7 separate regions of the Homo sapiens genome follow, and all the other regions are linked to region 1. A link is a loop called in an ENCODE intact Hi-C map of the cell type or tissue named here. Cell type or tissue: PC-3. All regions are shown on one strand.

Region 1 (4,000 bases):
CGGATTTTTGCCCATTTTACTTTCAAATACTGACGTCAACTATTCCAAAATAATCACTGATTCCTAATGGTAAGACTTAGCATGGCCAAATGGGAATGCCTACCTTAGTTTCCAAATATTTGAAATTTAGTGTAATTTATGGTGTATATGGTTTATGTGTAGTCATTATCAAAACAAGCAGACAAGGGGAAAAGAGGCATTCAAAAAGGAATATTTTATTGCTGGAGGGCTTGCTGGGCTAGTTTACCCTTTCCTCTCAGATATCACAAACATCTAGAGTTGTTTACCACAACCCTCCCCCAAAAGACCCTGTAACACTGAACAGTTGCACTTTCTCTTCTCTCTCCAGTGTGCATCTGACGTAAGAATCAGGAGGTAAATTTATTTACACTCACTTTATTTCTTACTTCTTATGGCTAAGCCATTCTATATGCCAAATTTTAATAGTCTTTAACTACTCTAATTTTATCAAAACACATCTTTAATATCTGAAACACTCTCCAAACCCCAGTCATTCAATGGTTAACAATATTTATGTATCCACAGTCATACTTTTCATAAAAATTCCTTTGGTCAGTTTTTCCCCATATATATTTACACTCATAACTCTAGCATGAATATAATTTTGAAATTCTAACTGAATCTATAAAGGGATCACTAAACAAATGAATATGCCATTAAGATTATATATGCATATAATCTCTAAAAATTTTCAAAACACAGCATAGTGTCCTACACATGATGGCATATAATCAATATATATTAGTCAATTGATTAATTCATAATGATGTTTCCTAAGAGAGATCTTATTTTTGAATATAATGGTGTTGATAATAACAATGTATGACATAAGGTATTTTTTACAAAAATCAAAAAGTGCTATTAGTTCAAATCTCTACTGAAAAACAAAAGTAATAAGACATGTATCTAGATTATAACTTGAAATTTTTAGATCATTCAGTCATTCAACAAATATTTGTTATCTACAATACTCATAATGTTGTATTGATATAAACCTAGAAATATACAACAAGCAAAATAATGTTTCATTTTGATATGGAGATTAAAGTCTGATTGGTTCAGTTACATTCTCCTGATTCTTTTACTTCCAGTAATTATCATTAACTCTCCACATATAGGCAAACAGATTATTTAGTGTAATGAATTAATATTTCAAAATATTACATTGCTGGAATGGTGCTGATCATAATTCAATATTTTTCCATGAAACAGATTATGAAAGATTAGCAAATATTTTAGGATTTGATTGAAATATGCTATTTGAAAAAATTTAAGGAGAGTGTTCAATAAATGCACCATACTAATGCAGGGACAGTCGTAACATTTACTCCAGTTTTGTGGTCTCTTTCTTATTTATAGTAAAGATAATCACAGATAGGAAAGTCCCTGGTGAGAAAATTTGCAATCAAAGTGGTTCCGAAACACTGGCTTTATTCATGGTTACCCGTCTCCTGGTAGTAGGATTCCCCAAACAATCCCGTGAGCATTCGTAAATCAAATACCAGCCCATCCAGCTTATGCCAAAGGGGGATCTGAATTTTAGAAAGTAAGTTTTGGAATGTATGCTGGGGTTCTATGTGTGGTAATGTTTTATTAAAATCCATAAACATGAATATTCCACACATAAAATTAGTAAATCAAAGAAAAGTCAACTGATAAATATTAACTACTTTTAGAATAAATGGCATCAAAAAAATTAATAGAATAATTATGTTAAGTGACAATGTTTACATTGTACATTTCAGCCATTTTTAACTATGTTCATTAGCAGTATTGTCATTGATAAGTTCCCCCAGCAGAGGGAAGCATAACCTCATTATTATTTCCATAGTAATATGGCATAATGTTTCAATTATGGAAAGTGGGGCATCACTACAATTTTACTGCATTTTAAGTGAAGGTTGGTTGATGTTTCTGCATTTACTAAGCAACTTTGACATTAAATAGGCTCTGACATATTTTAGGAAGCAAAAAATGAATTTGGTACAAAATGCCCAGTGTAAGGGAATACCCTACTAGTAATTCAGTGTAAAGATATCCACATTATCTTCTGCTTGACTAGGATACCCAATAATGATATATTAGGTTTATATCATGAGCATATAAATGAATCATTTTAAGGCATATTTTAAGACTGTAGTTTTTGCTTTGGTATATTTTAATGTACATTTCCATTCCCTACTCATCTCAGGTTGCTACTATATACAAAATGAAGTACTTAAACATGGCTTCTTTTTGTTAATATAAGAAAGTTGAGCTTTAAACCTTGTAAGCATCTAAAATTTTGAATTTATCATCATAATAAAACATAATTTATGATAATAAAACATAATTCAGTGCCTTGTGTTCTTTAGGATTTTCTTTCTGTAAGATTTTACTTCTCTTCGGCTGCATTTCTTTAAGTATTCTGAGAGATGCATACATTGCATGCATATGCATGAATATGCATTATTATGATTTTAGCCTGGTCTTAGCAGGTTGAAAGATGAAAAATGTGACTTACCATGGTGTAAGTCTGAACAGTGAGTCAGTGGGTCTCCATTTCTTATATCTTGTCGTCTTGTGCGTCTGAAGCAATTACATTTAAAAGGTGTTATTGTATCCTTATTTTTCCCTTCTAGGAATTTGTCATAAGAATGAAGAGAAATAAAATATATATATATATATCATAGACTCTAGTAACTTACAGGAACAGATGAATCTACATCCAACTAAAAGATTTTTTTAAAAAACAGTTCATTATACCTGTAAGAGCAGTCTCCAAGATGATCAAAATGGGAAACAAGATCCAAATGTACTAACAACATGTTAAAAGTCTTTAAAATAGTGATAACAGAGAATTCATGGCTTTTTCACTACCAGATGTCAGTCAGTAACAATCTAATGTCTAGAAACTCAAGGCCTAACTTCTGTGGAAAAAGCACAAAATTTAAAATAATAATCCATTTTTTTCAATAAAGGGTAAATTAAACTTTTTTTCTGATTATTAATGAAGGAATAAGCTTGAAAATTATAATTCACATGAATGTTCTCTTTCTCTAAATGCTTACACATAATTATTTAAATAGACTTTTGCTAAATTTTATAATATTAAGACTAGAAATTCTATTTTTAAGCTAGTTTTAAAATTTCTTTTCTTGGTTATTGTATCAACCTATCCTTTTTTTTTTTCTTTCTTTCTTTTTTTTTTTTTGAGACAGAATCTCGCTCTGTCGCCCAGGCTGAAGTGCAGTGGCGTGATCTCGGCTCACTGCAAGCTCCGCCTCCCGGGTTCATGCCATTCTCCTGCCTCAGCCTCCTGAGTAGCTGGGACTACAGGCAGCCGCCACCATGCCCAGCTAATTTTTTGTATTTTTAATAGAGACGGGATTTCACCGTGTTAGCCAGGATGGTCTCGATCTCCTGACCTTGTGATCCGCCCTCCTCGGCCTCCCAAAGTGCTGGGATTACAGCGTGAGCCACTGCGCCTGGCCATATCAACCTGTTCTTTTTTAAAACAGTTTATTTTATGATCATATGGCTATGATTGCAAACCAATTTACCTGTGAAGTGAATAAAAGCAACAATAAATGTTGAACTTAAGGGCAAGGCCTCCTCTTGCCAGAGGAATGAGAGAGAGAATAAATGAACTTACATTTAAGAGAAAAGCAAAGTTTGCTTATAAAAATCAAACGATTTCTTCTACATTCTACCCCCAGATCACATGTGAGCTGCAGCACGTTGTGGGTATCCTTTTTCTACATTTTGCTAATGGTTGCCTGGGAAGGAGGAGGTAGGCTGTAGTCACTGCGGTGCAACAAAGATGTGAAGTTCCAGGAAGAGGCTAAAAATGGAGACTGGCTATGTGTAACAGACTGGAAAAGATTGGGGGACACTTGCCCAAGTGTTTGCTGCTGCTATTTTAATGGGTATTGTCTTGCTGCAAAATTAGTTACCATCCCTAAAAAGAACTCTCACAAAGGCCGTTGAGAATTGCAAA
Region 2 (4,000 bases), 400 kb after region 1:
AGCAGACACCTCTTAAGATAAAATATAAAATATCTATGGAAATCATGAATAATTTATAATTTCGTGTAAAAGTTAGATTTGATAGGCCTCAAATACAATTAAAAAGAAAAGGTTAGAAACATCTTGGTTGCTCTGTTGAATTCCCACTTTAACCATGTGCCAATTCTAGTTTTTCTTATTGTCTCAAAGCCATGCCAATTTATAAATATTTACCTTTTCAAGGCATTACATTTAATACACATTATTTTGTTTAGACCTCAAATATACCTTTATAATGTATATTTTTATTCTCATTTTATAGGGAAGGAAATAAAATTCATAGGGATGAAGTTGTAAGATGTAAAGTTTCTTTAGGGACAAAAATAAGGAGACATACAATGGTAATTACATAAACCACAAGTTAATATAGCATGTTCTAAGGCAGAAAAAAAGATTCTCAGTTCCCCTAAGTTTTTCCATGCTAACAACAGCTATGGATGAAACTACTAATTCATTTATTTGAAATAGATTAGTTGAGTATCTAGTATACCATATAGAACATATAACCATATAGAACATGAGAATGGATGATGGAGGGAGAGGGAGGAGGTAAATAGGTAGGTATATAGATAGGTAATATGTATATCTACCCTATCTAACATATATACATGGATGTACATTCATATAGGTTAGAAGCACTGGGTCACATCAGTAGTTATTGACAGAAACTCCTTCCAGTAATATTAGGTTTGTGCAAATAGATTTACATTGTTTTTTTATTATCTTGTTCCTTCAGAAACTTTTTACAGAATCAGATATGCCTTTCTGTACCAGCACGTTGATGTTTACTAGTGAACAACATATAACATGGCTCAGAGACTTTAATTTATGTCATATAGTATGGGGGAAGTAGACAGTTGAGGAATTTAAGACAATAAAATTGGAACAGTAATCATAATAACATTTAGAATTGGCAATTATCTTTAGTTTCCACCCAGATGCAGAATACTTGAGTTTTTTAGAAAGTAATTTTCTAACACAAAATTTTGAATTTTTATGTAAATTTGGAAAAGCATTTAGGTCTTAATTGTTCAGACTATAGCATCAACTCATAATTAAGATATAAGAAAATAAAATATTAAATCATGGAACATAATTATATCCATCTCATTACTTATATCAAGACAAGCCCTATATCTCATAGAAGTTGAGAAACAATATTATAATATATATTTGAATTTGAAAAAATCAATAAACACCTGATTGGATTTTTCACTTTGCTTTTAGGTTGTTATTTTGAAGACATTGGCTTTAAGAATATAAAGATGTTAATCTCCTTAAAACTTTTTCGGTTCCACTTAAAGTCAAACACCAAGCAAAGAGTCATATGCCTTTTAAAGATGAAGGGTTTCCTCACACTTACCTGCTAAAGGGCCTCTTCTTGATGAATAATTCCCTTTGTTATGTTAGACTGTCCCATGGATGGTTTTTTTAAATATTCTGGAAAGCAAAGCAAACAAATAATTTATAAAGTTTGAACTTTGACGCAAACTTGAACCTTCTTAGTAAACTGGTTTAATAAACAAAAAAGCACACTTCTGTCCTATTGCCAGCAGACTCTTCCATGACACCTTGGAAACATTACTGATCCTGTCTCTCAGGCATCGTTAACCTCTTTGTTCTCTCATCACTAGGCACTCAGAGCACTATTATCTCCCTCACTTCTTCCCAAATTGGATTCTCAGAGATTATTTCCACTATTTGTGTGTGTAAATTTGGCTCATGTCTTCTCACCCTCTGTTTAGCTGCCTTATCTTTTTAGACAAAATCTGTTCGCCCTCTTAACTGCTTTGGACATTTCCGGCTATCTTCTTTCACACTCTGGGGCTGTGACTCCCTCCTTTAATTTCCGGTTAACTCACTGTGAGTGAGTATTAGTCAACTTAGCATCTGGTTACAGAGCAACCAAGCTATTTTTCTTACAATTATCCTCAAATGCTCTTAAACTTAAAGGCTTAGTGTTTTGGCACAAGTTGAATAGGAATTCTGGATTCTACAGTTATCATGCTTATGTGACAGAGCAACCTCAGATTTGGAGGCCATGGCAAGAGGTTGAGTGGGTGGATACAATGGTGACTAGTTTAATGAGTCACTCATTGAGAGTTTTAGTGCTGAAAACTGCATTCAGAGAAACACACAAGTGGTTCTTAAAGGACATAGGCAAAATCATTTCATAGGTAGAAATCACCTGACCTGAAATTAAAACATCTGCAGCATGCCCTCTCTGTCTCAGGAAATCAAAAAACTTCATAGTACCCCGTGACCAAATAATTAAAAATATAGGTTAGTTTTTAAGTTTAGAACCAGAATATCTTTTCAAGTAAAAACTCAGTTGCTTTGGTGCTAGCTTGTATTACTGGCACTACTTCTCACTTCCGTCTTATCTCCATGCTTTTTGCCATATGAGTTTGCCACTCTTCCCTCAAAGGGGAACAGCATATTTCCCCACTCTGGCTATGAATTTCATCATGAGACTTGCTTTTGCAAATAGGATGATGTAAAAGTGACAACATGCCAGCTCCAAAAGCTGAGTCCTCAAGATATGTTGTATGTTTCCATTCGCTCTCTTGTCCTTTTGCCGTCACCATAAAATGTACATACCTGGGCTAACCCACTGGTTTCAAAAGAATGATGAAAAATACATGGAATGGAGAAGCCCTTGCTAAGTTGCCCCAGCCAAGCCCAGACTAAATAAGTGTCCCCAGTCAACCTGTAGAAACTAGAGTGAGCTCACACATCGGATAACTCCAGTGGACCAAGCTGATGGTTTCTTTAAGGCCACCAACTTTCCTGTAGTTTGGTATTCCATAATAGCTCTTCAATACATGTTGAATAGAATCATTTTTGAAATAAGCACAGAAATCAGTCATCTACAACCTTGCCCAAATTCCTACTTCATCAGCGTTACATGGACATATTTTCAACTAGGCATCTCTTAGGAAATGTCCGCAGTCATTATTAACAAAAAGCAAATAGGGTCAGTAACTTTTTATTATGGACTAAAATAACAGATATTTTCTGAAATAATATGAGATCAGCCTGACTTACCCCAAAGTAAATTTATATTTTTGATCACACAGTAATTTATGAATAAAAGTAATTTATAAAATCATGCCTTTGAAACGTTGGCAAAGCTCTAAATTTGTTCCTGAATTTCCAAATGCAGACAGTACATCATGGTGGTTAAGAATAGAATTGCAATAATACAACCAAGGATATAAGCCCAAATGTGCTACATATATTTATCCTTGGAAAATAACTAAGATTTTCTGAGCTTCAGATTTTTATTGCAGAGGAAGTTAATAATAATAACATTCAATTTTCATATAATGCATACATAGTACTTTGTCTAGTGTCTGGAAAATAAAAGTGAGTACTAACATTTTCCAAGAAAGTTTAAGTTACATTCATTAACATTAGTATTTACTATTTTGTATTATATTTTTTAACAAGTAGTTGTTGAAAATATGGCATGAGATGAGTTTGGCTTTAGGTGACAAGAAGATTAGCAAGGAAGTCCTCAAGTTTGAAGAAAGGGCCCAGCTAAAAGAGTCATTGAAAAAGCATGGTCAACAAGGCCTGGTCATGAGATCACGGGAGAGGAATGGATTTCAGGCAGCATCTCATGGGCAGAAGCCCAGAGGAGAAAACAATGTAAATAGAGAATGAAACTCATGCAAACTTTAAGACACTGCATGTCAATGAGAACAAAAGTTGGTAATTGATTTGTGAAAGACAGTATGTATCAAAAATGTGAATGTGTGTATCCTTTACCCAACAATTCCATTCAAAGAATTCTTTAAAATAATAGCAATAAATATGTGTGCAAAGATATTTATACCCAAAGATGTTCACTGATGCACTGCTGATAATAGTGGAAGTAGAAAACTTGTATGTCCATCGAAAAATATATTTAAGTCAATTATTGAATATGAACACTGTACCCATTAAGATACATATA
Region 3 (4,000 bases), 1.0 Mb after region 1:
TAAAAGAACAGTTTAGAAAAAGAAAAAAAAAATCCCACTTTAATTTATATAATATAGGCATTTTTAAACTTCTGAGCACTGGGGTTGGAGTATAGTAACGTATATAATAATGATCCTGTTCGCACAAAATAGTCTGAATTATTTAATTGTTTTTAAATAACTCTGGGATCTTTAAAGAATATTAAATGTACATTTTTCCAAATGTCAAAATTAAAAACCTATCTTAGCAGTCTATAATTTTCTCAGTAAAGGTTAGATATTACCACCTAGTGGCTAAATGACATTCATTGCAGTGAACTGTTGAACACCTAGTTTTGGGTGGACAGTACAAATTAAGCGTCAAACTTGTGGGAATTAATAGCAACTAATTAATTCTACTTTTGACCCTTCAACAGCCATCTCTTTTGTCTTGGGAATATCCCTTATTTTTCTGGTTTGTGGAATTGCCATCTTCAAAATAATCAGGTTTGACAATCAATGACAAAGGTCCTCTGATTCCGTCACACACATACTTCCTAATAAACCTAACTTCTATAAGATCCATAATTTTTAAAAATAAAATTATTCTAAAATTGTTTTGAACTCTTAAATATCTATTCTAATAAAAAGTCTTGTTTGTTGAAAATTCTTAATTTTTAATTCTTTATGAAATGCTTGATCCATTAAGTTATATAATATGATATGGAATACAGTGCTTTTGTTTTAATGATACATGTTATCTTTACTGCCAGTAGAATTCCCATGACATTATTAGCTAATACTTTTACTTTTTTTGAGATTAAGTTTTTCTTTTTATAAAAACATTTTAATCATTTTATAGTTACTGAGTTGACAGACAAAGAAAAAATACAATGGGCTTAAAATCTGAGTCTAGGAAATACATTTTAATGCACAAAATTCAAGAAGAAAGATAATCTCCAAGAAGTTTCTATTTAAAGGTCTTTACAAAGTAATGTTTAATGTTTCTGAAAATCTATCTTAAGTCAACTAAGTCAGTGATTCTCAAAATCAGGTGAAGGAATCTTTTGGGAATATACTTGCAAAGAGAGGGAAAGGCAAAGTTTGAAAATAAACATTACTTTGCCCTACTTGTTTAATTGTAGTTCAAAATCATTCAACAAATATGTATTGAGCATGTAATGTAGAGTAGACACATTGCTGTCAAATACATTTTGAAATCTCAGATTTGAAGTTGGGAGATATTTATGATTATCAATTAAAAGCTACATAATTTTAAGAAATGCTGACAAGGTTTTATCTAATAATTACTCATTTTTATTTTGACCAATAAATATTTTTGAAGTTGTTCTTCTCTTTGTCTAATAATGAAAAATTCCTTTTGAAAAAATCCTAATCTAGTTTTAGCTTACCTGTTCCAAGAAACATTACATCGTACTGGCCATCTTCTGCAATGACATGATCCACCACTATCTGTGTCAGTCTGTAATCCACATTGATTCTCTTGAACGTTGGTCCTCCTGCAACTGGGTATACGGACTTATACATCACAGAGTGCCGCTTTATGAAACTGATGACATCATCTGGAAAATCTCGGGTGGACTTAATCAGTGGGTCATAGGTTTTGCTTGGACACTGAAAATAAATGTGGAGGAAAGTAAAGACATTGTTTATGCACCTGAGAAGTTCACACTTATTTCCAATAAAATTTGTATAGCTTATCATCAATAATATTAAATGAATGGACAACAGAGTCAATATGGAATCATGTGTACTTGTAAATAAATGCAGCGTGCCTCTAATAAATTTAAACCCAGTTTTCTCCTTCAAAAATTTTCTAAATTACCTCTGCATTTTATAATGTTTCCATAGTGAATTCTTTTCTTATGAAGATTATTTCTTCTGAAGATTGTTTCTAATGAAGATATTTGAAATCTAACTTGAAATAACTGTTAAGAAACTGATCTATAAACATGAGAACACGTGGAAAGCCATTATTTTCAATTTCCTTTGAGTAATTTATAATTTCAGTTCAAATGAAACCATGTTTAATTAAAAAATAAAAAAGGAACAAACAGTTCACAAAAATTAATTTCAAAGTATTTAATAGTTTGAAATTGTAATTATGTAGTTTCTTTTATGATTAGTGTGAAAATTACACTTTGAACAATTCAACAGCTCTTCTCCTAAAGAGTCTGCAAAGAAACTGTTAGGGAATTTTATACTTCTTTCTAAAATTGCCTTATGTGCCTTTCAGCATCCACTAAATCAATAGTTAGCATGACCTGCCCCCTGGTGGTAAGAGTAAAAAGTTCAAAATGGTTCAAATCAAATGAATTTTATGTGCCTTTATCCAAAAATAAAGGGGAAAAAACACCTTATAATTAGACTTTTTTTTTCCAGAAAATATCACCTCTCCCACATCCTAAATCTATTTTATGTTTAAACATATTGCAATTTAGGAAGGTACCTCGTATAGAACGATTCTTTTATCACATTTGAATTCTCAATGGACTAATGCATTCTTTTGGAGAGGAAAACTTTAGTCAATTGATGCAGTCATAGAGAATAAAATGATTGACAGTAAGGACAGATTTTTTTAATGGTGCTTTTCTTTGTTTCAGTTTTTAGAGAAGTTGGAAACAGTCTCCATGGAACTGAACCATTTAAACTTGGCACTAATTAGAATCATGACAAGGCTCCAAAAACATAATGTACTTCTCAAAATATTCAAGAGGGTCATTCTTAGGGAGCTGAAGATACTAGAACTAGTCCCAATATTTGACTTTGACCCCAAATTTTATACCAATAAAATCATAATGGCTTATTATGAATTAGAAGAAATATCAAAGAGGTTGTACTAAAAGTCTGTTAATGTTTTTCTATAAATAATTTAAGAATATCTTTATCTTTAACAAAAATTTTCAATGTCTGGTATTAAGAAACTGATACTTTCTGGATATTTAGTTATTTGTCCCAGGTCTGTACCAGAGAGATTAGAAACGTCCTAGAATATTATCCACTTTGCATTTACTTAACATATTCTTAACTGGATGTTGGTCTAAAGATCTAAGTCTGCACGTTCAGTCATTATTTCCAGCACTTAACCTTCAGCCAAGCGGAATCCGTCAACTCAATAATGGAAGAACCTTGCATTAAATAGATTAAGCAGGGACTCAAAATGGATATGGAGCTCAAATGATACAAAGCTCTTGTCCAATTATAGGCTGCATGTTTGAGGCTCAGTCAAAGACAATTCATAGTAGGCTTATAATGCCTATGGTTCAATCTGGTTGGTGTATCATTAAAATCAAACCCAGAGCAAGATTTTGCCTGCACACAGTTTTTAAAAAGCCCTCCAACTTAAGAAAAAATCACTTTTGACTTTGCAGCTGTAGTTGTGCAGTAGCCAAAGTTTTCAAAGAAATAATATCATGACATTCAAGCCGTAGTTTTTGATATCAAATTGTTAAATAATTAGAAATTTTAATGCAAGAAAGTATAGCTGAATGAAAATATGAACACTTAGAAAAAATAAATATGAATTTTCCTCATTGCTCCGACAAAAATGGTTTAAGTGTAATAAAATCTAAGGCGGAAAAAAAGGAAGGAAAACCTGGTTTCTATTGACTATAAAATGATCTTTGAAAATATATATTTTTTCTTATGGCAGCTTTTCCTCATGGCATGTTGCCAGTGTTTGGACAAGATCTTTATCCTCTCAATTGCTATGCATGATATCTCAGGTCTGCGTCTCCACTATGCTTGCACAAATGAAAATGATTTGGTAGAGTTACTCTCTGAGGTTTAGGATAGTACAGTTTGAATCAAATATTGTTATTTCAGTACATTCAAACCAGTGGAATTTTTGCGTTGATATCATATAGCTGTGCTGCACACAGATCTAAAAATAATGAGATGCCAAGCAATGTATGTAGGTAAGAGTAAAGTAGGAAAGAAAAATTTCGTAAAAGAAAAGAGAAAGTGTAGGGAAATGATACATCTAAAGCGGATGGTCATTCATATTCAGTTATTTTCCTTT
Region 4 (4,000 bases), 480 kb after region 1:
TAGTAATAGCTTTAAAATTTTCTAGGTTAACCTAATCCAAAACCTTCCAGTGTTTTGTCTCAACTTTATCAAACGCAAAGGAATCTGGAGGAAAAAAAATAGTCGTATCCTTATACATATCGAATACCTACTGCTAAGCAAATTCAACAGTGACAAACGTGGAAAGAGAGATGAATCTAATTTCAGGGAGTATTATGGTTCATGAGACTTTGTTTCTTTTTTTTTTTTTTTTGAGACGGAGTCTCGCTGTCGCCCAGGCTGGAGTGCAGTGGCGCAATCTCGGCTCACTGCAGGCTCCGCCCCCTGGGGTTCACGCCATTCTCCTGCCTCAGCCTCCCGAGTAGCTGGGACTACAGGCGCCCGCCACCTCGCCCGGCTAATTTTTTGTATTTTTAGTAGAGACGGGGTTTCACCGTGTTAGCCAGGATGGTCTCGATCTCCTGACCTCGTGATCCGCCCACCTCGTCCTCCCAAAGTGCTGGGATTACAGGCGTGAGCCACCGCGCCCGGCCGAGACTTTGTTTCTATTGAGTGATAGAGACAATGCATCCTGATTCACACAGTGAAATGCTACTTTCTTCTGAGTAAAGTCAAGAAATGGTGTATAATGGAGTCACCAGAGAGACACATTCCCTGTCTCTACTTAAAGTCTACATTGTCTGTATTAAATATTCTATCGTGTACATTATCTCAGTAATAAGTACTCTGTAACTTATTAAGAATAGCTGTCTGCCTTTCTTTGCAAAAAAAACTTGTGTAAAATTGTTTGCTAATTTGCAGAGGACAGCTGTTGTTCAAATATCACTTCAATAAATAAAAACTGACTTGATTAGATGATTTAATTCTAGTTACACTTTTTTTTCTAGAAAAGAAAGTAATACCTAAACTTATTGATACTACAGTGATATATTATTGCAAGATAAAGAAAACTACTGCATCAAAAAATGAAGTAGGTGGACTTATAAATTATTCTTAACAGAGCAATAAAAATGTATCCACAATACATGTGCTACTGTGCTGCAATTATTTACAGTACATGGAGATGTAATTTGTTAAAATATTCGCCTCAATTCTCTAGCTTGCATATATTCAAAGTGTTAAGGCATCTGAACTCTTTTCTTTAAAATGTAAAAATGTAAAAGAGCTGTGGAGTCTTGCTGCAATTTGGGGAATATTTTCTCTCTTTTGCCATTTTTTATTCTTATTTTGTAATGGCTTTTTTTAAATTACCTATGGAAGATGTCAAGCTGTGTAATACTAAGACTTTAATGTGTTTATTCTGTGAAACAGTAAGACATACATCAGACACAGATAAGTCATTTCTTGGCCTTGTCCAAAGAGTTACTAACATTAAGGTAACAGCTTAGTTACTTTTTCCATGCACTTTCTTTCCACCTGTGTATAGAGGAGCTGAGTAACCAGTTATTTGACACTGGCAAGTCTGAGCATTCACAGTACCAATTATTATAGTAATTTGAATGTTACTAAAACAGTAACTTTAAATATCATTTTAAAATTCATGACAACAATAGCATGAATGTGGTAAATGGTATAGTACAATTACAGTGAAAAATACAAATAATTTTCAGTGAAATATTGTATATTCATGTAATACAAATGATGTCTTGGGCTATGTACAAAATATTGATAGAAAAACACCCAAAATGAAAACAAAAACAAAAACCCTCATTCATATTGTTCAACAAAAACTATTTGACTCTGATTTTTCCTGCCATCTGGTGGCAAGATCAAAACTTAGACAATATTTAATCATATTAAATCTTTTTACAACTGTCAAAGTACATTAAAATTAATTTTATATGAACCCAGTAAGAGACTGAATAAGCCTAGTAATTTCATGTACAATCTAAATATAATAGTTATTTTAATTATATTAACAAGTAGCACCTCAAGGTTTAATGTAATCTTTAAAACTATATGACAAATACAATAAAAATGAAACGCTCTCAATGAACCTGAATGTGTAGCTAGGTCACATTGGTAGGTCAATAGTTCTCATTTTATGACATTGAATAATTATTACAAATTAAGTAGATAGTATTGTAATATATTAATTCTTTCTATCAGAAAGTGAAATCTGGTTAAAATCTGAAAGATAGTTTTTCAACAAGAAAATGACAGAAATATGAATACTCTTATTTTTCATTTTTTATGAAGTTGAGGGATGGGGAGGAATAGCTCTTTCTAAAAAAGGTTAAAAATAAAACAGGTAGTTTAAGATTAAAATAAATATAGTTTCACATAAACATTGTATAAGTTAAATACTTGCAATGCATTCTTTTCAAATATGACTTCAATGTTTATTTTACAAAGTGCATTTAAAAACTACTTTGTTTAATATTTTCCATTCCATTGAACAATAATATTTAAAAGGCTGTATGTTAAACTAATATTTCTAAATGTTCAATATATGTTTGATTAATAAAAATATTTTATAACCTCTTTACAATAGCTTAGAAGGTATGTGATAGTAACATATATTACATGTTAATTTCAGGAAGGCAAGCTGAGTTAGTGATATCAACAGTTGGCAAACTCAGTTCTTCATTTGAAGACTTTTTTTCAGAGTGATAATTTCTATGATTTCAATGTGAATAATTCTTATAGTTTGGTCTGAAGCTTATTAGAAATACAGTTGTGTACAATTAAGAGTATTCTTAAGTTTAGAACGAAGTGATAAGAATTTTCTTAAATTCATAACTGTAAACCACTTTAAAAGTTACAAATGTTTCCAAATTTCAGGAAGTAAACATCTGTTTCATTTTATATATGGGAGAGGGAAAAAATTAGAAAAAGATTTAACCAGTGTAGTAACCAAATACTCTAAATTTCATGCTAATGAATATCTCTTCTTACCTACTTGGCAATAGGCAATAGCTGAAATAGCTTGTGAGACAGCTGAATAGCTGATTCATGAAGGTCATATGGATACATATTCTGTCTACACAGCATAAACTGAAATGGAAATTTGGCAGCTACCCAATTTATGTGATCCTTGGCAATTCAGGCCTTAAAGTAGATTTAACACTTGCAAATGAGATGACTAAAAGTAAGGATGTCTGAGATGATATTCTAAATTATTTCATGCGCTTCACAACTTAAGATCTCCTATGAGAAAAAAATATTAAAAAAAGAAAATATCCTCCTTTTTTAAATCCTCTGTGCTTATAAAGAAATGCTTATAAAAATAAATTAGATATTCCAACATATAGGATGCTTCAAATCAAGTCGATTTGGGGAGTAGGTGGTGGATAAAGTCTTAATATGGTAAAATCTGTTATTCTGTGTTGAAAGCCCAAAGAATAATCTAATTCATAGTACTCTTGGAATTCTAAATCAATAAAGGAGTCATTCATCAATTTTTTAGCATTTATATATCAGACACTCTGATTAAGTAAGAGATTTTAAAAGCACCATCTTTTAACCATTTAACTTTGAATGGGCCAGATATCAAATGATAATCATTCTACCATGTAAAACTAGATGTCTGACATTAATCAAATAGAAAGATTTACATTTCGTAAATATTTATTGTTTAATAATCATTAATATATTGATTTAGGTAACTGCATACCTGGATTTAGGTAACTATAACATACAGTAAAGTCTTTAGAAAATAATTTCATTGGTAAATTGTTCAATTGAAAAAGTTGTCATTTTTAAAAATAAAGAACCATGTTATATTTGGCTTTATTTACGTTTAATATCTAAAATGCTACTTCAGTGCTTTGTAGGGGTACACAAACAAACACAAGGCAAATATATATCCATTTGTAGAATATGTTAAAAAGACCCTTTTAACCTTTGAGCAATTTTGTAAGTTAAATTTTCTTATATCCACTATGATGATAAATAAAATAACTGAGGCTAATGGACCCTAAGTTACTTGCTAATGTCAGCTAATAAGCGATAAAGCCAGGATACTCCAATTCAGGTTTTCAGATAGCAAGCATACTGCTTTGGGTAAGCAAAGCAGTAT
Region 5 (4,000 bases), 550 kb after region 1:
TCTTTCTACTGGCATCAGGCAATCAAAAAGATAAAAAATATCAGTGATGTGATAAAGGCTGTAGCTCAGGAACCCATATAAATGTTTTGTTAATTCTACCTTAACACTCAGTAGATGTTAAAGTATTTTGCATTTAATTATCAAGCATTTCTCTTTCCCAGCTAATAATAATAACAATTTAGAAAAAGAGTGAAGTAAATGTGCAATATATTACAACTAAGTTTTATAACAGAGAGTTATTTCTAGTATTAGATGTCTGATCATTACTTTTTAAAATCAACTTTGTATACCGCAATGAAAAGAATTTTGAAACTAAATGTAGCTCAAAGAATACCTCTTTCTTGGTTTTGCTCCATTGATCATAGTTTCCTTATTAAGCATAGGAAGTTGTGCTTGGAGTTGCCTTAAATTGTGTCATGTCAATCAAATTGAGTTTAGGAGGAAAATGTTTTGAAATACTAAAATAAATGGAAATAAAACCTTAAAGAGTCTCCTCTTCATGCACTGCGTGTTATCCTCCTGATAATACCACAGAGCTTATGTCAAACTCTGCGGACCTGCTCCAGAGGTACGTCTAGCCCACAGTGTGTGAGCAGTGAAGTTTGGGCACTCTTAGAGTTTGAACAGATAAACTTCGGAAGTTCAGTGAATCATTTCAGCCAACGTGGAAATGTCAGTAGCTGAAATCTTAGTAAAAACAATAAGTAGTCTGAAATACTAAACTCACATGAAAATTTGTTTTCACTTTAAACATATTTTTTGGCTTTTTGTACATCGAATACAGGTCATATCTGTTGCCTATATACTTGTAGATTAAAAAAAAAAACAACGATGTCAGCACTGCAAACTATAATTGTGATCAACATATATGATGGGTATAGTTGCTTTTTCTTTTTGAAAGCAGACACTGTTTATTCCAGGTTACAAAAATAATCACAGCAAACACCTTAGTTCATCCTTCTAAGGCTTTTGATCTGGTCTTCCCTGTTGTCAGCATCTCCGCCTTCTACAAAATGAGTGGTCTTTTTCTTTATTGAACATCCTGGAGAGGATGATTTGAAGGGCCACAGGGAGTTATCTGTTTCTTTGAAGCATTTTCTAACAGTACAGATCTCATGAATGAGGTACTACATGCTGATGATGTCATATTTACCAAGAGATCGACCAAAGTGTTAACTGTCAAGGCAATTCACTTCTTACTGATTTTGCCATAATCATGCTTATAGATTAGTTCATTTACTGACTTCAGGTTCGGGTACTCCCATGCAAAATAGGGTTCTACAATTCTCAGCATGTTAATTGAAGCCTCGTTGAGGTTAAAAATTTCCTTTCAAGACCTGATGAAGGCAAAGAAGCTGGAATACCTTTTGGACCTTTGTACTCATACCGTTAATACTTCTGATCCTGATGACAAATGTCAATTTGGGTTCAGCAGGTACATAGAAGTTGTCAGTTTTTCTTGCCATCCTATCCAATCAAATATCAGTTCTATACATTTGCCTATATTCTTTGGAACAGTGCTTCACTTTTTCATAAGTTTCCTCCTTGCCTTCAGAAGCATCTTTTGGGTTAAACTTTTTTCTCAGGCATTTGATCTTCAGGACTGCAAAATTCCTTCACTTTTTCTTAAGAGTTTCTGGCACAGCAGGAACCTTCTTCTTCCCTTTGATATCCTTCTTGATTCCAGCCAGAAAGGAGTGGTTGCTTTTTCCCTTTAAGAAGTTGTCATTTTTTCAAAGCATTGAATTAAGTATTTCCATGGTGGTAAGAAATACAGAGAGGGCCTGAAAATTCACTGACAAGGCAAAAAGTTGACAGTTGTTTGTGGGCAAGCATCTTTTTCTTAAATAAAAAGTGTGAGTTAAAGAAATGAGCAAAAGATGTAGGTGAGCCAGATGGATACAACTTTCATTTTATGTTTTTCTCACACCTGTATAAAACATTGTTCTAGTTCAAGGTATTGGTGTGAATATTCAAGTCCCAATCAAGCCACCCCAGAATGTTAAGATTAATAATGCATGTCAAATAAGAACAGCAAACATTATGGATCCAGGTGTAAATGTTATTTGTCTTGTTTCTAGCTTTCCTGAGTATTTTTTTCTTTCTCTGCCAATTAACTTTTTTTTTTTTTTACAGGAAGTAATCTTTTATTCCATTGGTGAGATGTGTTTCTAATCTTTCACTCCATGCAGAATAGCACCATTAAGGAAACTTAACTTTCTTTTCTTTTTTTGAGATATAGATTTTTTTTTAAGCCACAGGTTTAATGTGCTGCCCTTGACCTGAGAAGAAAATCTTGGATTTGTCTTTAGAGGAGGGATTTTGCTATGCCCCAGGGTGTTTATGACCAAAGCACATATTTGCTTCCTTCGTCACTGCTGTGAGGTTATCATGTGCAACTGGGTTAAACAAATAAAAAATACATTCCTATCACACACACACCTCTGAGTCCAGATAAAACAAAAGAACAGGACCATAAATGTCATCATTAGCTTGATTTCATGTATATGTACATATATTAAATGTGTGTTTGGTATGTACATATTTGACAATGAGTCGAAAAATATTCTACTATCATCTTTAATAACTCTTATGTAAGCAAAATGTGGCATGAAGTGATGTGATCCAGAACTCTGAGTAATCCCAGCCACAGTTTACTAGGATTTTCAGTAGTTATTGAGGCCTATGAATGTGTGTAGCTTTTCTTTAAGTCCTTCTGAAAACAGGTCTGTCCTTGAGGTGTCAGATTAACACTCCACTCAGAAGACAAATTGTTTGTGGGCACACTGGACATATGAGAGCCATTAGAGAGTGTGCTCTGCATTCTTGAAAAATGAAAAATTCTAGGCAACATTACATCTTATAAATGCAAGATGTTTATTATTACAGTACCAGCAATAAATGTTTAGAAACTGGAGAGGGCTCACAATGGTCCTGACTAGGAACATATGCCTATCAAGTTCATTGGAAGCGGAGCCATTGCTTTTTGGCATTAAGCAAAGGGTCTGGAAGCTATTATGCATTTAGGCTTCTATGAGTATTTAATTATATCAATAGGAGAACACAATTTCTGTTGTGTGTATAGTGCTGAATGTCTCCATTTATTCATGTTACTGTGCGTGATAGATGAGTTTAAACCAGATGCTGTAACTTTCTTGCTATTTGGCCAAATTATTTAAATCATATTCTTTGAAAATTCAGAAAATACCCTCCTGAACATCATTAAGGAAACTTCACCCATGGAATCTGTTTACAGACTTTTCTAAGGACGCTATACAAATTAACACACACACACACACACACACACACACACAACTGTGTATAAACATTTCCACCCCTTGATGTAAACTAATATATACTACTATATTGATCTTACCCTTATGCACTTTTCCAGGTCTGTCTTTTCTACCTTTCAATGATGCTTGCTTGAATATGTGATTACTACTGTTTATTTTATATTTGCCCCTGCACACTCAGACATTACCTAATGATGCAATCCAAAGTTTTTTGTCTGGTAGCTTTCTTTTTATATGACTGCAGTTAAGATATGGGCTCTGGTCCTCTTCTACTGTTTTTGATAAAGGTGATTTTACATTTAGAGTATAACATCTTTTAAAGAAACCCATTCCTATTTTGAATAAAATAAATACATTTTATATGTAAACTAACACTTTGCCTAGCACCTAGAATAATCAATAACTTACACATAGTAAGGACACAAAAAATATATATCAATTGAACGACTGATGAATGAGCTTATGAAAGCCTCCAAACAAAAGAAAAAACAATAAATATACAAGTATTTCCTAAGTAGTCGTTTTCTACCATAAAGTATTTCTTTTATTTTTATTTTTTAAATGGACAGATACAATGTCATGCATTTACCATATACAACATGATGTTTTCCATGTATAAATCCATAGGAGGTAATGCATTTGTTAATTAGCTATATTGAACCATTACTATGTAATTCTGATTTAAGTAAGGTTTTTGTTCTTGA
Region 6 (4,000 bases), 220 kb after region 1:
ATGAAGTTAAGGTTAAAATCATTGATTTAACCTTTGGATTCACAGGATCACCATCACATTGAGACTTGCATGTGTCTTTGATTTCTACCAAAACTGAAGCACATAGTGTCCTGGAATAGCCCCTTACATTGGATGATGGAATATTTGTCATTTGTTTAAAACCCAAACCCTAATTATTTTCTTGTGATTCATGCAGGTTTTTCTGAAGACTTCATTGTATCACATATCCCAAATGGAAGATTATATGATTTTCCTGTATTTCATGAGAAAAGTGAAATTTGACTAGTTTTGTAGAAGAAATAAACATTTATGCATGGACCACTTTTTAAAAGAAGGATTTTACCATTTAGCTATATTACATATATTTAAAGAAGACAAAAGTATTTCTGAGTAAATGTTTCTTAAGGATAATTTCTATGTAACTGCTGAGATTTACAGAGTTCTCACATTTTCTTCCCCCATAAGGATTCTAAATCAAATTGGTTCAGAGGAAAAGCCAGCATACCCCATTTTTCTAATATTATCACTTCTCCAGATGGTCCTGAACACATCTATTCAATTCCTTTTTCCTAGAAAGTAAAGAGGTATCTTATTAGATATGTACACCCGCTACAAAGGCCACTTTCCTGTTTTTACTTCTTTTTAACATGTCAAGTCTCTTTCATCTCCTACCAGGCAAAAATGATAAGTAGAAAGTAAGCACAGTGATTGCCAGAAACTTCATCTTGGCAACCTGAGCAATGAGAGAGTTAATGGTGGATCTTTGAAAACAAGTGACCATGGGAAATTAAGGTTGGCAGGGATTTAACTCTTCATGAATCATGCTGGAATATTTTTAAGGGCAATGCAGTGGATGTTTTAACTGTGTTTGACATCTAATTAAGGAGAAACAAGAAGTAGCTTTAAAAAAATCTCTATTGTACTTTAGAAACAAAGTACTGGCAATTGGCTACCACATACTTGCTTTGGCCAAACAAACGTACATGTAGAGACAAAAAGGTAATGACAGATTAATAAAATAACAGAAAAAAATTTCCTCAGGCCATTCCTTTTATTCTTCTTCCTGTTGTTCATTTCACAGTTTATTTTACCAAATTATTAAGCTCTAGGTGTATCAATGGGATTGTTATGTAGCTGTAAAGCAGTTTTTTACTTAAAGGAAAGCAGAATAATTCTAATGGATGCCATCACTAAAACAAGGCTTATAAAGACAATATCAAATATATACACCTTGCTAATATATACTGCTTGCTTCATCAGATAGGTTTAAGGCATATGTGTACAACAAAGGATATTCAAATTAAATGTAATATTTTTAATGTACAGAAAGAACAAGTGCCTCCTCTATCATGGAGAGTAACCTATTATCATGGAAATAAAATTCTTGCAAAATAAAAAAGTTTAATTCCCTATTTTTATTTTATTTTAAAATGAATTTAGCACTTAGATATATTCAAGCCTAGCAGATTTTTAAAATATATATCATGATTTTAAACTTGTTAAACTAAAAGTATTACAAATAGCCAGTCACATCTTTGAGAACTAAAGTTGCATGTAAAACTTATAGGGAACATAAACTTGGATAAAGTGGACCATCAACTTAGACTTATTTGATGTCACCTTGTCAAGGAGTGAAAACAGAAAGCAAAACTGATAAAAACACAGACACCATAATATCATATACTATGGAAATAATTTAAAGACAGTTACTAAATTAATTAAATAACGCTACATGATTTTTTAAAACTTACATAAGTACAATTGCACTTCTGTTTGTTGATGTTTAAGTCTCTATTCCCAACTTGATACTCAGGAAAACATTACACCAAAAAGTAAATAGATATTCTAATTCAATGCATTTCATTTAACGAGCACTAAGTCCAAAGAAACACATTACTAGGTGTTTAATTTTCTAATTCAAAGTGTGAAAATTACATCTCTCTTCTGATTTGAGATCCTCATTCACACTAGGGCATTCAGAAAAAGATGTTCCCCATCATATGAGAATTAAAGAATATGTTTTGTGGCATAAGAGCAAGGTACAGTAGACAGACATCTCTACAAATACCTTCAATAATTTTTATTTTAACTTATAGGCTAAAAAATAAGCTTAATTAGAGCTTCTCACTGCTCCACCCCCAATTTTAGAAATCTGAGAATCATAAGAAATCAACACCTTAGGGAGTAAAACTACTTGAGTTAAAACAGTTTAATCTTCAACTCCATTTTAATAATACCTGAGTTATAGAAAGATTTACTGCCACTAAATGTATGTATATCATTTTGGGCTCTACTTTAGCATTACTTTACACATCATCTATCTATAAGACCTATCTAAGCAAATGTGGAACAAACATAAAAAATCCTCAATAAAAATAAGCACATACATTAAATTGTAACCAAATAAAGCACTAGTGATAAAGCTCTTTTTTCTCTCTTTAATTTATACTTTTCAAAAGAGAAGTTTACACAACTACCTATGCAAGCAGACAGTAATGTGTCTGCAGTTCTCACTGAAGTACATATAGAATTAAATAACATAATATTTCAAAGACTTTAGCTTTACACAATTAGCCAAATACAGTCTTTTGTACAATCATAAGGCACTGTGGAAAAACTAGTCTGTTCCATCCAGTTTATGTTCTCTTGGCAAACCATGATCTACTGCTTATGTTAAGCATCTGATTGTCAGATTTGAACAAACTGAATATTCATGATGACGATTAACCATTTCATGTCTAAAACTAAGAAAATGCAATTCATCATAGTAATTATAGGTAAGGCATGCACATCTACAAAGAGACCATTTTTGCATTTCTATTTTTAAGAAAATATTTTAATAGAATTAAAGTCGGAAAAATTAACAGGCATAAGATAGGATAATAAGATATACAGATCAGCGTGTACCAGGCATACAGCTCTTTTCAGCAAATGTGATTAAATGTTCTTTGTTTGCATTTAAGTTGTCATATATCAAACAGAAGACATGCTTTTTACAAAAAGCGTTTAAAGCATCTCAGAAAGATACACATAATCACGTCGGTTTACCAGGTTAAACTAAAGGTTTGATGATTTGGGGTTGGGAGGGAGTTCAAGGAATTAAGGGGGGGGGCGGTTATTACAAAGCTAACCAAATAAAAGAAAAATAAGATTTACCTTTGTAGGATAATTTCAGCCTTGGCACATTGTTCTTCCCATTCTGATAGTTTGCTCTTGCTGTAAGTAATACTCCCCAGAAAAGACAGACAATCCTAGTTAACCAGCCCATGCTGCAGACGCTGTAGGTCCCTTTGCTGCTTTAGTCTTCCTTCCTGTATTGTGCGGCCAGAGAAGTTCAAACAATCTGGAAACTGGAGGTAACAGGTGATTTAGGTCAGTTTCATTCATAAATGCAGACAATCAAGACCTCATGGCAACACTAACACCTCTTCTTCTGTAACAGTCACTGAAGCACAGAAACTTCAAACCCTCCAAAAAGAAAAAAAAAAAAAAAAATTCCGAGCCAGGCACCGGATAATGAGGCACAACTGTTGTGTGGAAAGAAAAAAAAAAAAAATTAACAAGGTCTGCTGCAGTGGTGCTTAAGAAGCAGTTCCTTTTATCTAAGCTCCTCTGATAGCCGGTGGCAGTCTCTAATCCTGCTCCCTGCTTCATTCGGCTCCGGGGAAGCAGAATGAAAGGGAAACAGAGAGAGAGAGAGAGAGAAAGAGAGAGAGAGAGAGAGAGAGAGAGAGAAACCGTGAGCAGCGCGGACTTTTCCTGTACGCATGTAGAGGGAGATGACACAAGATCCCACAGACAGGTTTCCCCAACACTCACTAGACTGGCTGACAATGGGAGAACAGGCGAGCTCAACCTACTCCCCTTCCCTCCTGTCACACAACACATGCAAAAAACATCTCGTAGAGATTAGAGCCGGGAGCAGAACCCTCAGGCGTGCCTGTGAAAGGCATGTAGCTATAAATTTACTTCCCAAGGCAAGCGTTGTTTTATAGCCATT
Region 7 (4,000 bases), 260 kb after region 1:
TTCTTCTCCATATTTTCAATATTACTTGAAATATCTGCATGAATAAATATTATTGGAATAAGAAAAATGATACAGTAAACGCTATTAATTTTTTTAAAAAGTAGTTTGGGTATAATTGTTTTAATTCTTAATTCCTCTTCTCCATTTTGTGTCCCAACAAACTAGAATCTACTTTCCTCACTCCAACTATTCTACTAAAGTGGTTCTCATAAAGACCAATTATCAATGAGCTTATTATCCAACCCAAGTACCCTCTACTCTTGGGCAACAAAGAGAACTCTAACATGGTCGAGTATACTGTCTTCATGAAAACATAGCTACTTTAGACCATACTTTATGCCATTGCATCTCAAGCTCTTTCACCAGTTTATTTTCCTTCACTTGGCCCCTAAGAACAGATGTTTCCTAAGGCCCCATGTTTAGGGTGTATTCCTTTTCACCCTACACACTTTTAACTAATCTATTTTCCTCCCACAACTTCAAGTATCAACCTCACTGGATGATTCTCAAATCATTATCAAAACATCAAAGGCACATGCCTAATTGGCTACTGTTTACTGCACAAAACCAGCCTGATGTCACCTCAAATTGCACAGGTGCAAATTAGAATTCATTTGTTTCTCTTCCAAACTTTCCCCTATGCCTTCAATTTTAAGTGCACCACTGGCCACTCTCCTTTGCTTGGGTTAAAAATTTTAGTTTTCTTGAACTTCCTCTTCCTCCTGTCTTTTAGCTAGTCACCACATCTGTATTGATTATGTGTCTATCACACATTTGTCAGTGGGCGAATGAAGTAAAGTTTCAGATGAGGTGTTATTTCCTTTATGTTCCCAGTTATACTAGACTAATTTGGACATTAATCACTTCTATCCTAGATATCCAATATAACCTCCTAACAGAAGTTTCTAACTCTCCCTTCAGTTACACAGTCATCAGTATTAATTCGCTAAAATTCTGAATATGATTGCCTCTCTTTGCAAGAGAAAATGAACATTACTAAAATATTAGTTTGGCATTTCAGGCCCTTCCTCCAAGATGTTATTGCAATCTTCCTGTTTAACTTCCTTTTCCATGCATAGTTTATCTTTATCTCGCAAATACTCTATTAGTCACTAATGACTAATCCCATTCTCCTAAGAGCAAGACTTTTCCATCTATGATATTAATTTGATATAGAAAAAGAGTTTGAAATTCACTTGGAATACAGGTAATTATTGATTTTGCCCTACTCTCTTGATCGTTTTGCCTCAGTCTATCAAAACCAATTCAAGTGTGTTATCTTCCAATACCTTGAACAAATCTCTCTTCCCCTGTCATTTATGGAGTGTACATCTGAGGTAGAAAATATTTCAGTTAATTCTATATGTGAGTCACCTTCATGATTGTGAATACCCTCAAAGCAGAGGTCTTAAAAAGGATAGATTGTGTTAATTACCTGGAAAAAAAATGGCAGTAAGTGATATACTTAAAGCAATATCATATATATTCTATTTAAAATAAATTTAACTGTGTTGGAAAGGAAGGGAAGGAAGTTAAACTTACATTCTAAAATTTAAAACGACCAAATAAATAAATCGGGAAAAGCAATGCCCAACATTAATAGTGAAAACATATTTTTAAAATAATTAACACCTGAATCATAATTAGCAACTAAGTGTAGGAAGAAACTGATGATGCTGAAAACAAAATGTGTTTAATTTATCCCAGAGTTAAGGAAAAGACAAACATATGTAGGTAAGTGAATTTCTGAGCACCAATTTCTTAGCAACCACAGTCTAACTTATCAAATTTAAGATTAAGATTTGAGATAGTTTATATCAACAGGTAAATTTCATTATTAAGCAATTAGCCACTCATTGTCTTACTCAAACTTACTACTCACTGAGTTAATACAACATACAAGACATAGTATTAGGGAAAATGTCTTTAAGAAGTTCATAATCAATAAAAGAGAAGAAGAACGAAGAGAAGAAGGGAGAGGAGGAAGGAGATGAGAGGTATGGGAGGGACAGACAAAAGTAATATTAAATGCTTACAACATACCACCCATTTTTCTAAGTGGTTTACATTATCATCTCTTATACTGTGACAAGATAGATACTATTATTGTCTTTATTATATAGATAAGGGAACTGACGCATGATGTGACCAAATAACTTCTTAACATGAATCACCCAGCAAAGGGTGATTCATGAAATCACTGAGTTTCATGAGTGATTCATGAAATCTGAGCTGAGTTTCAATCACAGAACATACATCCTGCTCTGTAGTTTATGCCTTTAGTCACTATGGTTTACTATAGTTAACATACTGTGCTGAGACCCAGATGCAACCAATTAATAGAAACATACTTCAGGAATGCCTTTAAAAAATTCTGTGAGAATGCAGATTAGTGTGGGAATTCCTGTTGACTGAAGTCCTAACAGAAAACTTAACCATAAAAAGAAGACAGTACTATCATAGGCCACCATCTCTATGGAGGAATAGCAAGGCTGTATTGGAAGTACTAAGGAAGCCAGATTTGGTGGAGTATGGGTGTTTTGGGGAACAATAGATGAGAGTGCCCCAGAGGATATTCAATTTTTTTTTTTCTTTAGATGGAGTCTCACTCTGTCACCCAGACTGGAGTGCAGTGTGATCTTGGCTCACAGCAACCTCTGCCTCCCAGGTTCAAGGGATCCTCCTGCCTGAGCCTCCCAAGTATCTGGGATTACAGGTGCCCACCACCACACCAGGCTAATTTTTGTATTTTTAGTAGAGACAAGATTTCACCAAGTTGGCCAGGCTGGCCTTGAACTCCTGACCTCAGGTGATCCGCCTGCCTCAGCCTCCCAAAGTGCTGGGATTACAGGTGTGAGCCATCGTGCCTGGTGGAATAACCAATTTTCAACTGAACTTGAGTACAGGACAGTGAATAATCTACAGTAGGCACAGTGGAAGTCTACACCACTTAATTTTTATTCATGTATTTAAATCGGCTTCCTCCAAACTTGTGGTTTAAAGAATGGAGTGAGGAGAAATAATAGCTTATGAATAAATTACTGATAATCACTCATACATAATATTAACTTAATTTTTACAAGTAAATATAGAGATGGAAAACCTTTCTGCAATAGTTCTGTTTTCTGAAACAATTTTAAATAATTCATTCCATATACAAAACTGTTTGCAAAAGTGCACATGTAGGCATCTCTCTCTTTTAACTATATCATGAAAACTACAATAATTTTTTTTTTTTTGATACGGAGTCACGCTCTGTTGCTCAGGCTGGAGTACGGTGGCATGATCTCAGCTCACCACAACCTCCACTTCCCTAGTTCAAGCAATTCCCCTGACTCAGCCTCCCGAGTAGCTGGGACTACAGGAGCATGCCATCACACCTGGCTAATTTTTTTGCAGTTTTAGTAGAGGCAGGGTTTTACCATGTTAGCCAGACTGGTCTCCAACTCCTGACCTCAGGCAATCCGCCTGCCTCGGCCTCTCAAAGTACTGGGATGACAGGCGTGAGCCACCATGCCCGGCCAAAAACTACAATGATTTAAAGCCATGTAGCAAACCTAAAAACTTAAAGAATGTAGACCAAAAATAATTATATCATAATGCTAATATTAAAATAAGTTTTTAAAAATAAAAATAATACATTAACATATTTCAGAATAGTCTGCAAGATTTCATGATTGTGCAACTGTGAATATTTGCTTTAGGTAAAACCAAGCATTTAAAAAATTAATAGTTTTTTAATTATCTACTTATTCAAAAGTTTAATTCTCATAAGGAAATTATTTTTTGATTTGTAAAACATTAGGTGTTTTATCTAAAACAATCAAGCAAAGGCTTTTGTTGAAAATAAATTTAATATTTTGCCCATGGGCAATTGTACTCACTAAATACTCTGTAAGTAATCCACTTTTTGTGGCCAAGTGGCATACTCATTTTACACCCAAATATGAAAGAGAAATGGAAGACATGGGTAATAAATAATATTTTAGAAATACTGGAA

What was found. Peaks named below come from ENCODE experiments on the same cell type or tissue, not always from the same donor. Only the 100,000 strongest peaks of a DNase experiment are listed, where the experiment ranks them.
Region 2: it touches region 1 in a loop (2.8-fold over the local background); 2 of 110 quality-filtered maps call a loop at or near these places.
Region 3: a loop joins it to region 1, with 14 times the contacts of the local background. A loop is called at or near these places in 94 of 110 quality-filtered maps.
Region 4: a loop joins it to region 1, with 8 times the contacts of the local background. A loop is called at or near these places in 33 of 110 quality-filtered maps.
Region 5: it touches region 1 in a loop (2.9-fold over the local background); 2 of 110 quality-filtered maps call a loop at or near these places.
Region 6: it touches region 1 in a loop (6-fold over the local background); 57 of 110 quality-filtered maps call a loop at or near these places.
Region 7: a loop joins it to region 1, with 4 times the contacts of the local background. A loop is called at or near these places in 2 of 110 quality-filtered maps.

What each region holds. Positions count from the first base shown.
Region 1 is chr7:83,974,608-83,978,607 of GRCh38, forward strand. SEMA3A (semaphorin 3A) reads right to left here. Exons shown (of 17, transcript NM_006080.3): 15 at 2,525-2,589. Among named protein-coding and RNA genes, the nearest start is that of SEMA3A, 220 kb to the right of the region's middle. In PC-3, a CTCF peak has its summit at 1,820 (motif pointing right); no DNase peak of the experiment used is centred here; H3K27ac peaks cover 747 bases.
Region 2 is chr7:84,370,422-84,374,421 of GRCh38, forward strand. It overlaps a transcript of SEMA3A not described here. Among named protein-coding and RNA genes, the nearest start is that of LINC03017, 160 kb to the right of the region's middle. RefSeq lists an enhancer at 1,271-2,470. In PC-3, no CTCF peak of the experiment used is centred here; a DNase peak (open chromatin) is centred at 2,000; H3K27ac peaks cover 2,744 bases.
Region 3 is chr7:85,021,021-85,025,020 of GRCh38, forward strand. It overlaps SEMA3D (semaphorin 3D), which reads right to left. Exons shown (of 19, transcript NM_001384900.1): 13 at 1,371-1,593. Among named protein-coding and RNA genes, the nearest start is that of SEMA3D, 160 kb to the right of the region's middle. In PC-3, CTCF peaks have their summits at 268 (motif pointing left) and 2,267 (motif pointing left); a DNase peak (open chromatin) is centred at 2,251.
Region 4 is chr7:84,453,024-84,457,023 of GRCh38, forward strand. It overlaps a transcript of SEMA3A not described here. Among named protein-coding and RNA genes, the nearest start is that of LINC03017, 77 kb to the right of the region's middle. In PC-3, a CTCF peak has its summit at 1,689 (motif pointing left); no DNase peak of the experiment used is centred here; H3K27ac peaks cover 749 bases.
Region 5 is chr7:84,527,170-84,531,169 of GRCh38, forward strand. It overlaps the pseudogene RPL7P30. Among named protein-coding and RNA genes, the nearest start is that of LINC03017, 3.3 kb to the right of the region's middle. In PC-3, no CTCF peak of the experiment used is centred here; a DNase peak (open chromatin) is centred at 2,392; H3K27ac peaks cover 1,371 bases.
Region 6 is chr7:84,191,319-84,195,318 of GRCh38, forward strand. It overlaps SEMA3A (semaphorin 3A), which reads right to left and starts at 3,471. Exons shown (of 17, transcript NM_006080.3): 1 at 3,157-3,471. The coding sequence starts at 3,268. RefSeq lists an enhancer at 3,585-4,000. In PC-3, no CTCF peak of the experiment used is centred here; a DNase peak (open chromatin) is centred at 3,793; H3K4me3 peaks cover 4,000 bases; H3K27ac peaks cover 4,000 bases.
Region 7 is chr7:84,235,494-84,239,493 of GRCh38, forward strand. It overlaps a transcript of SEMA3A not described here. Among named protein-coding and RNA genes, the nearest start is that of SEMA3A, 43 kb to the left of the region's middle. In PC-3, no CTCF peak of the experiment used is centred here; DNase peaks (open chromatin) are centred at 1,078 and 2,228; H3K4me3 peaks cover 1,097 bases; H3K27ac peaks cover 3,900 bases.